Linked DNA regions of Homo sapiens: region 2 is linked to region 1. The links are chromatin loops, found by intact Hi-C in ENCODE. Cell type or tissue: psoas muscle. All regions are shown on one strand.

The links. Peaks named below come from ENCODE experiments on the same cell type or tissue, not always from the same donor. Only the 100,000 strongest peaks of a DNase experiment are listed, where the experiment ranks them.
Region 2: a loop joins it to region 1, with 4 times the contacts of the local background. A loop is called at or near these places in 5 of 110 quality-filtered maps.

What each region holds. Positions count from the first base shown.
Region 1 is chr5:112,142,753-112,150,752 of GRCh38, reverse strand. It overlaps a transcript of EPB41L4A not described here. Among named protein-coding and RNA genes, the nearest start is that of EPB41L4A-AS1, 14 kb to the left of the region's middle. In psoas muscle, a CTCF peak has its summit at 3,636 (motif pointing right); a DNase peak (open chromatin) is centred at 4,282; H3K27ac peaks cover 1,569 bases.
Region 2 is chr5:111,732,778-111,740,777 of GRCh38, reverse strand. It overlaps NREP (neuronal regeneration related protein), which reads left to right. Exons shown (of 4, transcript NM_004772.4): 3 at 5,271-5,348. It overlaps STARD4-AS1 (STARD4 antisense RNA 1), which reads right to left. Exons shown (of 7, transcript NR_040093.1): 6 at 5,932-8,000; 7 at 1,052-2,474. Among named protein-coding and RNA genes, the nearest start is that of NREP, 20 kb to the left of the region's middle. In psoas muscle, no CTCF peak of the experiment used is centred here; a DNase peak (open chromatin) is centred at 4,707; H3K4me3 peaks cover 716 bases; H3K27ac peaks cover 4,270 bases.

The DNA of each region.
Region 1 (8,000 bases):
ATGCCTTACATTTTATGGAAAAAGTCACAGGTCAGTCTAATGGTTGTTCCTTGCCAAATAATCTGTCTTTTCTTCTCTTTTTCTTGGATGATCTGAATTTTATTACAATATGAGTAGATGTGAGTTTCTTTTTATTTAACCTAGCTATGATTAACTGGGATTCCTGAATCAGAGACTTGGTGTTTGTCTTCTTCAGCTTTATCTTCCAACTCACTAATTCTCTTTTCAGCTGTTAATACTGAGTTTTTAATGTCAGTTATTATACATTATTTTTCTAGGAGTTCCCTTTGTTTTTTTTCAAAGATGTAGGTAATTTAGGATATCTTTTGCTTTTTTGTTATGCACCCTCTTTTATGTCTTGAAATAGATGAAACACACTATTCAATACTCTGATACTCTGATTGACAGGGTCTAACTCTGTTTTAGCTGACTGTCACTTGTTGCCCATTTTCTCGTGGGTTTGTCATTTTCTTTTTCAATGTGAACTGATGTTGTTTGGAAATTAATTTGTGATAACCATTTGAGTCTGTTCCTCTAGAAAGCCTTTATGTTTGTTTTTGCTGAGTACTTGGAGTATCACTGACTTGGGAGCACTCAGACTACACATAAGTGTAAATTCTTACCCCATCCTACATGAGGGAGGGCTGGTGTTAGTCATTTTCAAGGAAAACTTTCCTCCCTGTTTTATCATTTTTCATACTACATAGGCTAATCATCCCTACTGTTTCTCTTCTGTAGGGTGATCTCCCTCCTTTCCATTCACTTACTGAGGATGTTACCTTTCAGGGAACAGACGTTATGCGTGGGTCATAATCCTATCACATTTTGCACAGGCCTCATGTCTTATCTCCTAACTCCCAAGTGGCCCTATGAAGCCTAAGCAATAAGCCACTGGGGTGAGCAAATGTCCCAGGCAAATCCCAGCTCCAGAACTTGCTTTGGATTCCTGTTATTTTTTATTTGTGGCCTCTCAGGACGTCCCATATTTTTCAGCCAACTCAGACACGCATTTAGAACAATATTTTAAAATATTTTATCCAGTATTTTTATTTGTTCTGAATTATAGGATTTCTCTGCGTAGCTCTACTGCCATATTGCAGGCACAAAGCACCTTTTGAGGTTTTTTCAATTTGTTCCTTGAAAAACTATCCAGTTTAAGAACATTAGAAGGGCTTATCACTAATCCTGCTTTTTCAACTAACAAGCTATGTATAAACGTAACAATTCTTTCCAAAATAATTCATAATTTAGAGTGCTCACAAAGTCTCTCTTTTTCTTTTTGAAATGGAGTCTCGGTCTGTTGCCCAGGCTGGAGTGCAGTGGCGCGATCTCAGCTCACTGTAACCTCTGCCTCCCAGGTTCACGCGATTCTCCTGCCTCAGCCTCCCAAGTAGCTGGGAATACAGGCACGTGCCACCACGCCTGGCTAATATTTTTGTATTTTTAGTAGAGACAGTGTTTCATCATGTGGTCAGGCTCAAGTCCTGACCTCAAATGATCCTCCTGTCTCAGCATCCCAAAGTGCTGGGATTACAGGCATAAGCCACTGTGCCTGGCCAGAGTCTCTTTCTTAAAGTAACTTGATCTAATTCTTTGGGAACCTGACAAAATTATATTCAGTAGTTCGTTTAAAATAATAAGATGATGAGAATAGCCAGAACAATTCTTTTTCTATTGCTGCTGCACAAATTCACCCAGAACAATTTAGAAAAATAGTAGTGAAGGAGTATTAACTCCTTTTAAAATACTAGATATGAAATATTCTGAATTTTACAAGATAATTAAATTAGCATGGTAATTGCACAGGCATTCCCTGTCAATGAAATGGAAGATATAACTCAGAAACAGTTCTTAGTGTATGCTGGACCTTAGTCTTAAAGTAAATATCCCAAATCAGCAGAGGAGGGAGGACTTATCCAACACACATTGCTGGCAACAGTGATTTGCCATTTGGAAAAAACAAAAAAGAGATTTACTTGATATTAAAAAGCAAAATAATGTCTATGTAGTTTAAAAATTAAATGGAAAAAATCACGATAGAAAGGCTAAGTGAAAATATTTTATTGTAAAAAAAACTTACTAAACATAAAAATCAATGGCTGTTTCTCAGAGGTGGCAAGAAACTGGTTACAATGAATGATGAAGTAACAGAGACTTTTCTTCCCTTTTGAACCATGAGAAAGTGTTACCTTTCAAAACAAATATTACCTTTCAGAATAAAATGTATTTAAAAAATAAATAAAAAAATGGAATAAGAAAATAATTGGTAGTCTTGATTTGGGAAAATCTAAAACTGTTCTGTCACTAAAGTAATAATTAAAGAAAATTCCATGTATCAATTGGTAAAATTCTTATAATAAATGTAATTAAAAGAAATATAACCCTAATTTTAAAATATTCACATTTATCCATATGAACACTGGGAAATCATCAGAGCCAAAGTCAAAAAGAGACATTTCACAAAAGAGAAACATGAATTCTAAAACATATCAAAGAAACCTATGGAAACTACTTTTGTATAGTAATACTACTAAACTATATTATTATATTATATAGTAATACTATTATATTATTATATTATATAGTAATACTATTATATTATTATATTATATAGTAATACTATTATATTATTATATTATATAGTAATACTATTATATTATAGTAATACTATTTAACTCCCAATTTTCTGGTGTTTGCGTTTATTTTTTAATTTATTTTTGTTTTTTCACTCTGTCACCCAGGCTGGAGTGCAGTGGCACCATCTCAGCTCACTGCAGCCTCCACCTCCTGGGTTCATGCAATTCTCCTGCCTCAGCTTCCCAAGTAGCTGGGACTAAAGTCATGTGCCATTTTGCCCAGCTAATTTTTGTATTTTTAGTAGAGACAAGGTTTCACCACGTTGGCCAGGCTGGTCTCAAATGCTGTAATGCTGGCATTACAGGCGTGAGCCACCGCGCTAGGCCTGTTTTTATCAAAAGCCAGGTAGGCCTATATTTGGAAAGGCCTTGTCTTTTTCATTCATTTTTTTCTTATTTTGGGGGTGTAATTACCCTTAAATTTTTTTCTCTTATGGAATTTTCATTATGGATTTGCTAATCTTTTTTTTTTTTTTCTTGAGACAGAGTCTCGTTCTGTTGCCCAGGCTGGAGTGCAGTGGTGCAGTCTTGGCTTACTGCAGCCTTTGCCTCCCGGGTTCGTGATTCTACTGCCTCAGCCTCCCAAGTAGCTGAGACCACAGGCACATGCCACCACACCCGGCTAATTTTTGTACTTTTAGTAGAGAAGGGGTTTCACTATGTTGGCCAGGCTGGTCTCGAACTCCTGACCTCAGGTGATCCGCCTGCCTCGGCCTCCCAAAGTGCTGGGATTACAGGCGTGAGTCACCGCACCCGGCTCAGATTTGCTAATCTTTATGCTAAATGTGTTCACATAAAAATGATGTGATTAAATAAGGTGTGGTTTGTCTTAATTTGATAACACAGATTTTATGTAAAATCTCTTCTCCACCACCATTTTATAGATCGTACTTGAAGTGCTGACTTGTCAATGACAGAGATACTGAATAGACTGCTAAATGAATACTAATTCAAGACATTCCTGGGTCTGATGTTACTACATGTAGAAAACCACCAGGTGGCAGTACAAGCCAAGCACAAAACCCACACTAATTTAGAGCAGCACATTACACTTTACACATTACAGGATTACACTTTAATTGGAATAAATGAACAACTGAATAGTCATATTGGAGTAGAATCACCACATTTTCCAGGTGTTTTAAACCTGGTTTTTATATTTTTCATACTTGTTTTTCCAAGGTGAGGCTTTTCTTTAAATAAAAGTCTCGTCTAATTAATAGAAAAGACCTGTTAAGGTTACATCTTATGCATTCCAATTCAGACAAGTATGAAACATCTTTGAGTGGTAAGATTCCTGTACTGCAGACTCTATGTTCTAAGCTAACCAGGAGGATAAAGCTGGTGCTTCAGTCTGCAGCCAGCTTGCCAGTAGCAACGAGGGTTAAATTATTAATAGACCTTTCTTCTGTGGTTAGGCAGCTCGACTGGTCTTAATTTTTTTTTAAGTCAGGTATGATTTGGTTGCTGTGCTTAGTCACACATCTGGAAATAAATAGTTGCTAGACAAAAATAAATTTTTTATATTTTTATGACTAAATATATGTGGCATGTGTTTCATGTCCACACATTGCCAAGGATATTTTTAGAAAAATCTGTTTCCGTCAGTAACCTTGCTGTTAGCTTGATGGTGCAAGAGTCTTTGGGGAGCGCAAACAGCGTTGGAAGATCCTCTGCTCCTGTGGGACACAGAATTACTCAAACAGCACTAAACACAAAACCTGGGTTTCTAATGAGTGGGCTGTTCATGTATTAATGTTAGTATTTGGTTTTAGCCACTGAAAGAGAATTGCAGCTGTTCCATTAGAGATCTGAAGTCTGTCAAATGGGTGAGTTATATTTCTGAACTTGAAATTGAGAATATGAAACCTTCCCAGAAATCATGGTGAGCCCAAGAATGGCTGAAAGGCAGAAGTTTGAGGATCGCGATGCTTGACATTTCTAAAAAGGGGGAGTAGTAATTTCAATAAACTTTGGTCTACAATAGTGAATGTGGTCTCGATTCTGTAAGACCCTATCAGATGAATGGGTGAGTAGTCCCTAGAGGCAGTAGCACCTACTTCATGAGAAGCCAGATTGGGTTTGACACTTGTCACAGCAAACTTTTTTCTTTAACAGGGTGTCCAGACCTCCAGACCTAGAAAGGGCAGAGAACTTGGAAATCTGAGTTTGAACAAGGCACTTCAGAAGGTCTCTCATAATACACTTCTGGATGAAGTGATATTGGGGCTGGGATGTAAGTGTAATTATGTATATTGATAATTGTCTCAATAGCTATTTAATAGATTGATATCAAATGGAGGAATGTGTCTAGGGTTGTTCTTGGCCTTTTTCTTTAATTCTTTTTACAGTGATTTGGTTGAGGATGTTGTATGCACGTTTATCAAATTTGGGATGATGTGAAATTAAATAGAATAAATTAAATGGTCAAATCAAGATCCTAAGTCTTAGGCTGGTTAAACTTGGTAGTATAGCAAGAATTGTTTTAAAGAGACTACATGTAAAGGCCACTACATGTGTCCTAAAGTCAATAGCATGTATACAGGATAAGTAGCTGTGACAAATCTGAAGAAGACAGGAAATGTAGTTGGCAGTGAAGATAGTATAAATCAGTTGTGTACAATGGCTGTCAGCAGAGTTAACTTATTTTTATTTATTTATTTTGATTCATAAAAATACAAAATCTCCATCTCAAATAGCATTCATTTAGCAGTTTCTTCAGTATCTCTGTCATTGACAAGTCAGCACTTCAAGTAAGATCTCTAAAATGGTGGTGCAGAAGAGATTTTACATAAAATCTCCGTTATCAAATTAAGATGAACCACACTTTATATAACCTCACTCTGTTGCCCAGGCTGGAGTGCAGCAATGTGATCTTGGCTCACTGCAACCTCCACCTCCCAGGTTCAAGTGATTCTCCCACCTCAGCCTCCCAAGTAGCTGGGATTACAGGTTTGTGCCACCACGCCTGGCTAATTTTTGTATTTTTAGTAGGGACAGGGTTTCGCCATGTTGGCCAGGCTGGTCTCAAACTCCTGACCTCAAGTGATACGCCCACCTCGGCCTCCCAAAGTGCCGGGATTACAAGCATGAGTCACCACCACGCACAGCCAGAATTAACTTACTTTTTTTAAACAAAGTTAATGTTAACTTAGGTTTCATTGATTAAAAAGTGTGGCATGGCAAAGGAGTGAGGGGATCCCCTCCCTCTTCTCCTGCAGGCTGGACTACCCTCTTTTCAATTCTAGGTGCTATAACCTCAAGTGGGGCATGGGCACAAGATTACATATTCATACATGTGACATTTATGTCACACATTCAACTATAACAGCAGTAGCAACAATTGCAACACCCATGGCCCCAATGTCTATCACCTGGGATGTCATTGCTACTTTCACCCAATTTAGATATAAATGACCTCTAGGTTTTCTTCTATCTCTACAATCCTACGATCCAGCTCACAAAAGATATCATCTTTGAGGATTAGGTGTAAATTCAGCCATGGCCAGTAAAGCCTCTAAAATCTCTGTATCCAACCAAGACCAGGCGCGGTGGCTCATACTTGTAATCCCATCAGTTTAAGAAGTTGAGGCTGGCAGATTGCTTGGGCCCAGGAGTTCAAGACCAGCCTGGGCAACTTGGCAAAACTCATCTCTACAAAAAATTAGCTGAGTGTGGTGGCACACACCTGTAGTCCCAGCTACTTGGGAAACTGAGGTGGGAGGATCATCTAAGCCCTGGGAGGTCAAGGTTGCAGTGAGCCGTGATTGCACCACTGTACTCCAGTCTGGACAACAGGGTGAGACACTGTCTCAAAATAAATAAAATAAAATCTCAGTGTCTAGAACACCAAAAGCTCTATGAGAGTGCAATAAGAATATTTGTATGTTGGTAAAAGAATGGGAAGTTAAGTATAATAAAATGCTTTTCCTTAAAAGTACATATCTATTGGGTTGATTTCCCTCATATTCCCAGGGCTGCTCCATATCAGGGTGGTTAAAATAATTTTAAGGAATGATTATAGGGAGAAAAGTAGGCACAGAGCCCTGAATTCTGTTTCTGAAGGCAGTTTATTTTCTGCCTTAGTGGACTATAGGCTTCAAGTCCAAAGATCCAGTCCAGTGATAATAAGGGGTGAATTGGAGGGTGGCCATAGCATAATTTATTATTCCAGGCTTCTGGTAGTATTGTCTTTGGCAACTGAGCACATTTCCCCCTTCTTTTCTATGTCTTCAGTGCAGACTCTGCTTTCTCCCTGTTTATACAGGGTCAGCACATGAAGTGATGTGGACAGAGAGCCCCACCTCCTTGGCTGCTGTGGTTGGTTCAGGTATTAACACGTGACTCAAGCTGGGCCAATTGGAGCCCTTGTCTGGGACTTTTCTATATTGGAGTCAATAGGGAAAATTGCTGTTGCTTCTATGTTCCTGGCACTAGAAGAATAGCTGAGGATGGCTGACTTTATCTCTTGTAGAGAAAGCCTGTCTGCAATAGTAAGAATGAGGCCAACACAAAGAGAGACAGGGAAGATAGGGGAGAAATGGTGATATTGAGGTCTGGATCTCAGTCTGTCTGACATCAGTGCTAATGAACCACTCCTTTTAAAATTTAAGTTGATTTGTATTTGTCATTTATATCCTGACTAATACAGCCTTCAGAAAGAAATATTAGAAAAAGCACTGTCATGAACTATTACTTCATTAACATAAAAACAGATCATTTTGGTATGATGATAATAAAAGTAGCAACAATCCATTAAGAATCTACTATATGTTAGGCACTGCAGTAAGTGCATTACATATTTTTTTCATTTAATCTTCACAACAACCTATGTAGTACCTGTATCAGTTTGCTATAACTGTATGACTAACTGCCCTGAAACTGAGTGGCTTGAAACAATAATTTGTTTAACTCACAAGTCTTTGTCTTGGTTGGGTAACTGTGGTCTGGACCAGGCTCAGGTGATCATAAATGGGCTTGCTAACGAGTCTGCGGTAAGTTGGCAGATTTCTAGGACTTACTAGTCTAGGGTGGCCTCATTCATAGGTGTAGAGTTTGGTCACCTGGGCACACAAGAGTGGATATTGCCTCTCCAGCAGGCTAACCCTAGCTAGTTTCAAGCAGGTGCCAAATGAGTGAGTGGAGGCATGTGAATCCTCTCATGGCTCACTCTTGGCACTGGCACGCAACTACTTCTGAAGCATTTTCTTGGCCCAGTTTCAAGGAATGAGGAAATAGTCTCTATTCTTAATGAGAGGAACTGAAAAGTCAAGGAGAGTGGATATAGAAAGGCATGGAAACAATGGGAACACAACTATTCTATTATGAAAGGTATTATGTGCATACACTTCAAAAGTTAAGAAA
Region 2 (8,000 bases), 410 kb after region 1:
AGATTGATTCTGTATTTGGACCATGCCATTGAAAAATAAATAGCAAATTTTGAAATGAAAAGCTTAAAAAGTGTTTGAAAAATAATTTAAGCAATAATCTAGTTTGCATATTTTTTAGGACCTTGGGGGACTGGTCTCTGAATTTTCCCACATTTCATTTTTCTCATTTGGAGCACTAGTTGTCAGCTATTAATAATAGTTTATACTAAGCAATAATTACCGGTGAGCTAATTACTTTATAGACTTTAAAAATGCAGTTATTTTTCATGATGCACTGTCCAAAGAGTAAAACAAGCCTCAAAAGAAAGGAAAGAAGGAAGGGAGGGACAAAACCCTGAGTATTTTATTTCCAATTTGTATGCTGTGATAGAATATTGAAACTTACCCAACTATCAATACATTCAAGAGAATCAGTACGAAATAGCACATTTTCACTATAAGTAATATTTAAATATATAGTGGGTTTAAGTATATTAATTATACCCAAAAGCATAAAATTGGTATTTCCTAAGAATTGATCAAGGATATCTAAATACAAGTCATGATTAGTATATTTTAAACCAGTGTGGTTCTTTATGACGTTCTGTTGTTTTTCAACCTAATTGTCAGTGAGATAAATATAGCATCATAGAAAAAGATGCATTAACCAATATATTCAGTGACAAGTATAAACACTCAAACTTCCCCAGAATTCAAACAAAACTGTTGCATATTCTCCAAATTAAAGTAACAAAATTTTCCTTCCCTCTACTTTTTTTTTTTTAACTAGCATTTTTGTTTTCTCAATTGTTGAAGGTACGATTTGCTTTTCTGATTTTCTAATAGACTTCTGGAAGAATAGTATTCTAGAGGGTTTTGAGGATTTTATTTGGGCAAAAACAATTGTTTATTGTATACATGGAAAAAGCAGTTTTAAAAGAAGACATACTTTTTGTGAAGATTAATGCAAACTTTGGTTTGTTTAATGAAACAACAGTTTTGAGGTATTCCCATACCCAGAACGCTTAAATTTTCTAGATGCAAACCACCGAAACAACAATAGAGAATTCAATGAAGTGTCAAAAAGAAAGTTAATTTAATTGGCCTTCATGAAAAACACAAACTTGAATTCAGACAATGAATGAATGGAATGCAGTATCAGCCACGTGTCCATGTTTGGAGTGTCAGTTGATGAGCACCAAGAAGAATGGGCAGCTTTACAGTTCAGCAAGCACAGATGGACTCTAGATAGATGGATCAGCTTACCAGTTTTCTGACCCTCATATTATCAGCACTCAAAAGCTTCAGTGATAGGGTCATTGTCAGTTCCTAATATTCTGAACTAGTTAGAAAACTGAGGGCACAGAAACTCATGGGTTCATGTGGGTCTTGTTACTGCTGTGGCCCCTAGGAGCTGCAGGGAGACCTGGCTACAGGGCCACTTGCCTGCATGGAGCTTATTCTGCACTTATCCCTCACCCTTCTATCATCTTCCTTGGCTGATTCTGACAGCCATCAAATGCCCTCCCAGATGTGCTCACTGCCACCCCCATTTCCTTTGTTGACAGCACTACTGGATATTATGCTAAATGTTGGTTTTGTTTGTTGTTTAGTCTGTTGATAGATGTTCCAGCAGCTATTACATTTGACTTAACCTATATATTTCTTTTTTGTTGTTGCCCTTAAAAAGCACACTGTGTTTAGTTTGCGAGGGCTGCCATAACAAAGTGCCACAGACTGGGCAGCTTACACAACAGAAATTTATTTTCTAACAATCTGGACGCTGGAAGTCTGAGATCAAGATGTTGGCAGGGTTGGTTTCTTCTGAGGCCTCCCTTCTGGGCTTGTAGATGGCTGTCTTCTCCCTGTGTCTTCATATGGTCTTTCCTCTGTGTATCTGTGTCCTAATCTCTTCTTAGAAGGACATGGGTCACTTGAGATTAGGGCCCACCCTGATGATGTCCTTATTTTAACTTAATTGCCTCTGCAAAGATCCTGTTTCCAAATACAATCACATTCTGAGGTATTGGTGGTTAGGACTTCCCCATATGAATTTTGAGGTGATACAAGTCAGCCCATAACACATTTTTAAAAGTAAATTTTTGTGGATTGATCACCCCTGCTGTACCTGCCCCACCCCCAGACGTGAGCATCTAGAAGGCAGAAACTCTGTTTCTCTTGCAATTCCCACAACCTAACAGTGTCCAGCACTTTGCAGCTATTTCATGAACTCTTGCTGCATGAATGCAAAAAAGGTTGGTAAGAAACTTGAAGTTGAAAAGTGGCACTATTTCTGACTGCCAGAAGTAGCACCTGGCGAGTAGACTAGAACATGTTCCGATGAGAAGAAGAGGCAAAGAAAATACAGTACATTTAAACCGAGACAGCTTTTGACAGAAAGGCAAATGATTGTTGCTTGGGATCACCCATTCTCCACATCCAGCACTGGGAATGGAATGGAAGTTCAGGCCCTTGCGGAATACCAAAGGTCAGGTCTGAATCATTTGAGAGCAAAGGTAATTAATGATTGTCAATAGATCTTTTCTCTTAAGCTCTTCACTTTAGAGTCTCAAAATACTGCAGGTATAAGAAAGAACAATGCTGTAATGCAGATAGATCATATTTGTTTCCAGTAATTTACCACGGTTTCTTAAAACTAGCTGTGCTTAAAAAAATGAAAAGTTTAAATATCTCCTTTAGGTACTATGTCTAGGGATATGCTGAGTTCTTAGATACCAGCCAAGCAGGTTTTAAGAATGTAACTGAGACTCCTCTGTCCCTGCCATTTTTGGCTTAAGGTTCTGACTTTGAAGGAGATTGGAAAACTACCAGAAGGCCAAAGCAACGTTCATTTTTCTAAAAGTATACAATGATTACTTGATGATTCAAATACTAAAAAATGCCTAATGTGCTAAAAATGCCTAATAGTGAAAAAAAAAGCCTTGGTCAGTGTAACAAATATGAAGTAAGGGAGAAAGTTTCCTTAGTCATGTGTGTTTTGCTGTCAGATATTCATGTTCCCAAGTTCTTTGGCAAAAGTCATTGGCTTTTTTTTTGTTTTTGTTTTTGTTTTTTTTTTTTTTAGCAAATGGAGAGTTCTTAGAACAACAGATTGTTAGAATAGGTGTAATAATTTCTGAAAGGCAAGCTATTTTCCCCTACAAATTAGACTTTGGTGGTTTTAGTAATGATGCTTAGAAGTTAAATGTTAAAGCAGTGTCATTTCGTTAAAATGGAATATCCCAGAAAAGCACAAGAACGCAAGAATGACAATACTTACCTGACCTTGCTTTTCTTTGCTTCCTGTGCCTACAAAGTTTTTACATGTACTTTTATCAACGTTTTTGGTTTCCAACAGAACTTAATTTCTCACTAATATTTTAAGACTGTACTTGAAATATGATTTTTAAAGTGGTAATATAGAAATGTAATCACTTTATATCCATTTATATGAAGTGAATTTAACAGTAGATTCAAACTTGGGGTCCCCTAAAGTTGAGCCCAAACTGGGCTTTTGTGTGCTGTGACTTTGTTATAAGTCTGAAAAAAGCTTGTGTATTTGAGATTATTTTGTTTTCTTCACCCATTCCTGGATAAAGGAAATGTCAGAAGTGGCTGCTTGTCCCAAACAAGGCAGATGGTGGATTACTTTCTGAAGGAGCTGGGCACAGGAGAGGAATATGTGGAAAAGTAAGGTGGTTGGGGTGAGGGGAACCACATGGCTCAGAAAACAGACCCAGTCCAAAAAGAAAATAGTTCTAGCTCTTGCAGAATGAGCTCTCTTTAAGACCCAAACGTGGGTGGCGGCTGTGGACTGGTATAATTTTGAGGGAGTGGTGGTAGGCGATTTGCATTCTGGGATAATGCGAGGGCAGCAGGATAGTGGAAGGAACTGAAGTTTAGAATCTGGAAACCTAGTGTGAGTTTCAGTCCTACCCTACACTACCTGTGTGACTTGGGGCAAGTCGACCTTTTTGAGTTTCAATTTCTTCATTTGTTTAATGATAAGACCAATATTATTGGCTTATCATCAGGACAAATTAAGTAATGTATGCAAAATTGCTTTGTAAGCTAGGATGTGCTACAAATGTCACTGGTGTAGAGCAAAGATAGTTAGTTACTGTTCAATTATTCCGAAGAGTGAACACACTTAGCCATCTACATTTCCTACCCTAGATTCCCTGACAAAATGGATTGATCGGGGTATACCAAGCATTACAGTCAACTCAATGATTAGGTTACCTCAATTACGGCTTCCAAAACCAAAATGTAAACACACATCTAAGTCTGTTTGTTAATCTGTTAATGAGGTGTGACTCTTAATTGTTGTTTATTAAATGTGAGGCTTATTTATTGCAGAATTTGGAGAATCTGATCTGGAGGGAATCTTACCTAATTTCACTCTGCTTTCAATCAGAACTATATTAAATGTGAATTAGCCCTGACAGATGGTTGTTGGATTCTGTTTCTAAATTTTTTAAAGAAGATTTCACAGTTTTTCTCTAATTTCTTTTAGTAATTTGACAATTCTTATGCTGAGTTCTTCCTTAGAGCTGACCCAAATCTTAGTTGTAATTTTAAGGCCTTTCCCCTCTCCTGTCATTACTTGAAGATGGAGAACAGCTGGTCGGCAACCTTATGCTAATCATCCTTTGTATATTTAAAGAAGAGTTACTCAGTTCCACTCCCTCGCTCCACCCCCTCCCACCACCGAATTCATCAGCTAGTATTCTCTGAATCATTCATGGTGATGACACCTATCTCCCGCCCCTCCCTCAGACACTTGGCTGTTTCAGGCAGCTGGGCAGAATGTGTTGTCACTGGCCACATGGACTTGGAGAGAATCTGGGCTGCTGCTTTCTTTCCTCTTTTATTTTATTCATAATCTTTGGCCTTCTAATAAATGATCAGAATAACCCTTAACAGTGTTTGATGGAGTTTTGCAAGGATACTTATAGAATCCTTTGAAAGTTAGACCTCCCCGATGACTTAGTGCACTCAGCCAGACATACCATGAAGCTGCTACTTTGCCTGCTAAAAATAACATTGATTGATATCTCTGCTTTATTGGACTTAATCTTGGAAGACATCGAGCTGAAACTCTCCTGAGTGCAGTGCGTGTTCAGAAGCACACTAACAGTTTGAAAGAGTTAATGGTTTCCCCAGTGCTCTAAGTGGTAGTCGGGAATAAGTAACCATTGAGGAGAATTGAGCTCATTAAGGTTATCCCGTGTAGTTTCAGAGTGGATCCTGTTTTTAATCTGAATGTGTATGCTTTTGTGTCTCTATAGGTTTATTACCCAGAACTCTTTGTCTGGGTCAGTCAAGAACCATTTCCAAACAAGGACATGGAGGGAAGGCTTCCTAAGGTAAGATCCTTAGATGCCATATTGTTAACACTATTTTCAATATAGAAACAATTGTTTTAAAATATCAGAGCTTTTTCATTTGAATACCCATTATAGGCTGCTATAACAATCCATTAATCTGATACTATGATGACCTTGGAAATAATGTACTTTTAAAAAATATCCTAAAGTCCTATGACTTAAAGTTCACATTATCTTCCTTCATAAATGAAAAATTTTCATTTAAAACATGGAATCAGTTTATCAAAGTACAGTTTACAGGTTTTAAGTCTGTTCCATTTCTGGTTAGACAAACTCAAATACAATGATCAAACTAAAAGATTTCTTAAAAGTATGATGACTATTAATTGTCTGCTAATGAAGTCTGAAGGTCTGATAAGATTATCCATGAAGCAAAAGGGAGGAACAAAAAAACTGTTACATTTCTTTCTTCTAATTTTTGAGCCTAAAAACCATTTTTTATAAACGTGGTTTCATTGTTCTGACATCTTAGGTGTGGCAGTTCTCTGCCTCAAGAAAATTTGTAAAATTTATATTTTAGATTTTAGCATAATTTCTGAAACAAACAATAACAACTACTTACCAGTTTTTACTGTAGATACTGGACTTTGCCTCTTAGGGTGAATACTTGTTTGACTTCAAGCGGGGAGAGTATACTTTTTAACCAATGACTTGCTGATTTTGCAGTTAAGAAAGAAAAACAGAATCCACTGAAAATAAAATTTCTATTTGAAAGTTTCATAAGTGTAATTGACTAACGGTGAGTCCTCCCCCAGCTGTTACTGGTATTTCAATGTTTAAGAAATTATTTTATTTACACTAAATAGTATCAACAATTCCCTATCTTATACTGGCAGGCAGAAACTGAAGAGGTTGTATCAACTGGCAGTTTGCACTGAAAGAAAACAATCTTAAATCACTTTTAATCTTGCAGAGCATTTTTGAAGGTCAAGGTTGAAATCACTGGCAGGAAAGTAGGTGAACAAAATGGTTTGACCCTGCCTGAACTAGACTTGCACTGATTTGTAGAGCTGGAGTGGAAGAGAGCTAAAATAGTAGCGCTTTCCTTAAAAGACACCCACACCCCACCACCTCACCAGCAGCACACCAGCGGCACGAGCAGTATAACCACAGACATTCGTCACTGTGCCAGATCAGGGCATAATTCTCTTAAGGCAGCTGAGGCCTTCACATTAGTTCTTGCCTCATTCAGGCATCCAGAGGTCCTCTCTCTTTGATACTGGTGACATAAACCAGAGGGGCAAGACTAGGCATAGTTCCTTGATGAGTTCAGTGGTGCCTCACCGTACCCTTAGAAAGCCAGCCCTGCTGTGCTAGGTCTTGTCTCACACAAAGACATGCTCCCAGGGGTGGGCACCGTGGATCATGGTATTCAGGTCTTCTGCTATTTTAAGTTCTTTCTTCTCTAAATATGTGAATAATATTTTAAGCATAGTGTTATTTGTTCTTTTTCCAGAAGTTCCCTTCTGGAAAAGCATATCTTTGTATAATTGTAGGAAAAATAATCTTGACTTACTTGGTCCAAAGCACATTATTAACTGGGGATTAATTTCCTAGTAGTCATCTGTCGGGAGGGCTGATCCACCCCGAGGCACATTAACTGGCGTGACTTTCAGGACGGCGGGGCTGTGGGAGCCACTGGACACATCTGCCCCCCAACCCCTAGCCTCTTGAATTACTCAAGTCCCTCAGCTCTGTTGGCACAAATACGTGCTGGATGATAGAAGAACCGTTTTTCCCATGGATGAACTTTTTTTGGCTTGAATTCTTACAAGGCCTGACTTCTGGATCTGGAGAAAGAAGACTTCTTTGTGTCCCATCTTCAAAATGCCTCCTCCACTTGTTGCAGAAGCCTAAAATTCCTTTAGTTGGGGCAGAAAGCCTATTATTATTTAAAAAAAAAAAAAATAGTGGGAGGGTGTGTGGATTGAAATCAGTCAGGGGAAGAGGATTGAAATCTAGTAAATGCAGGACTCCATAGGGAGAACGCACAGAACTCTGTCTCCTCAGGAGCACCTCTCTCCACGGGCATGGTGGGCTCCAGGCCCTCAGGGTGCTTCAGTAGCACACCTCCCTGTGGGCCCTACTACCATTGCCTCATGAGGGTCCAGTCTGTATGCTTGTCTTCCACACAGCAAGTTAATGAAGGGTGAGATGGGCAGGGACTGTTACTGTTTCTGTTTCAATCTCTCTCTAAGCTTGAAATCGAATAGAGTACTCCAGCCATAGTAGGCACTCAGAAAATGAATAATTAATGAAGAAATGTATATTATCTGGGACCTTGAAACAGAAAAAATGGTAAAAATGGTAAATTCAAATCTGAAATAATCGTCACTTTCTTTTTTTCTGGAAGTGCCTCTTCCCAAATCCCTAGCTCTTCCTTTTGTTTTGTTGTGTATGTTTCATGGAGGTAGAAGATTAGTACTGAGACTGAGATTTAAATAGAGAGATACACTAACGTTCTGTATATTCACTTTTGAACAGAGTAAGTCTGAACTGGAGCAGTTTTAAGGCAAGCTGTGTAAAGACTATAATTGTTGAGTTAACATTTATCAACTTTTGGTTTTCCTTCTTTTCTTGCCTGTGACAATTAACAGCCATTGAACTCTTCATTTGTCCAAAACCTAAGTT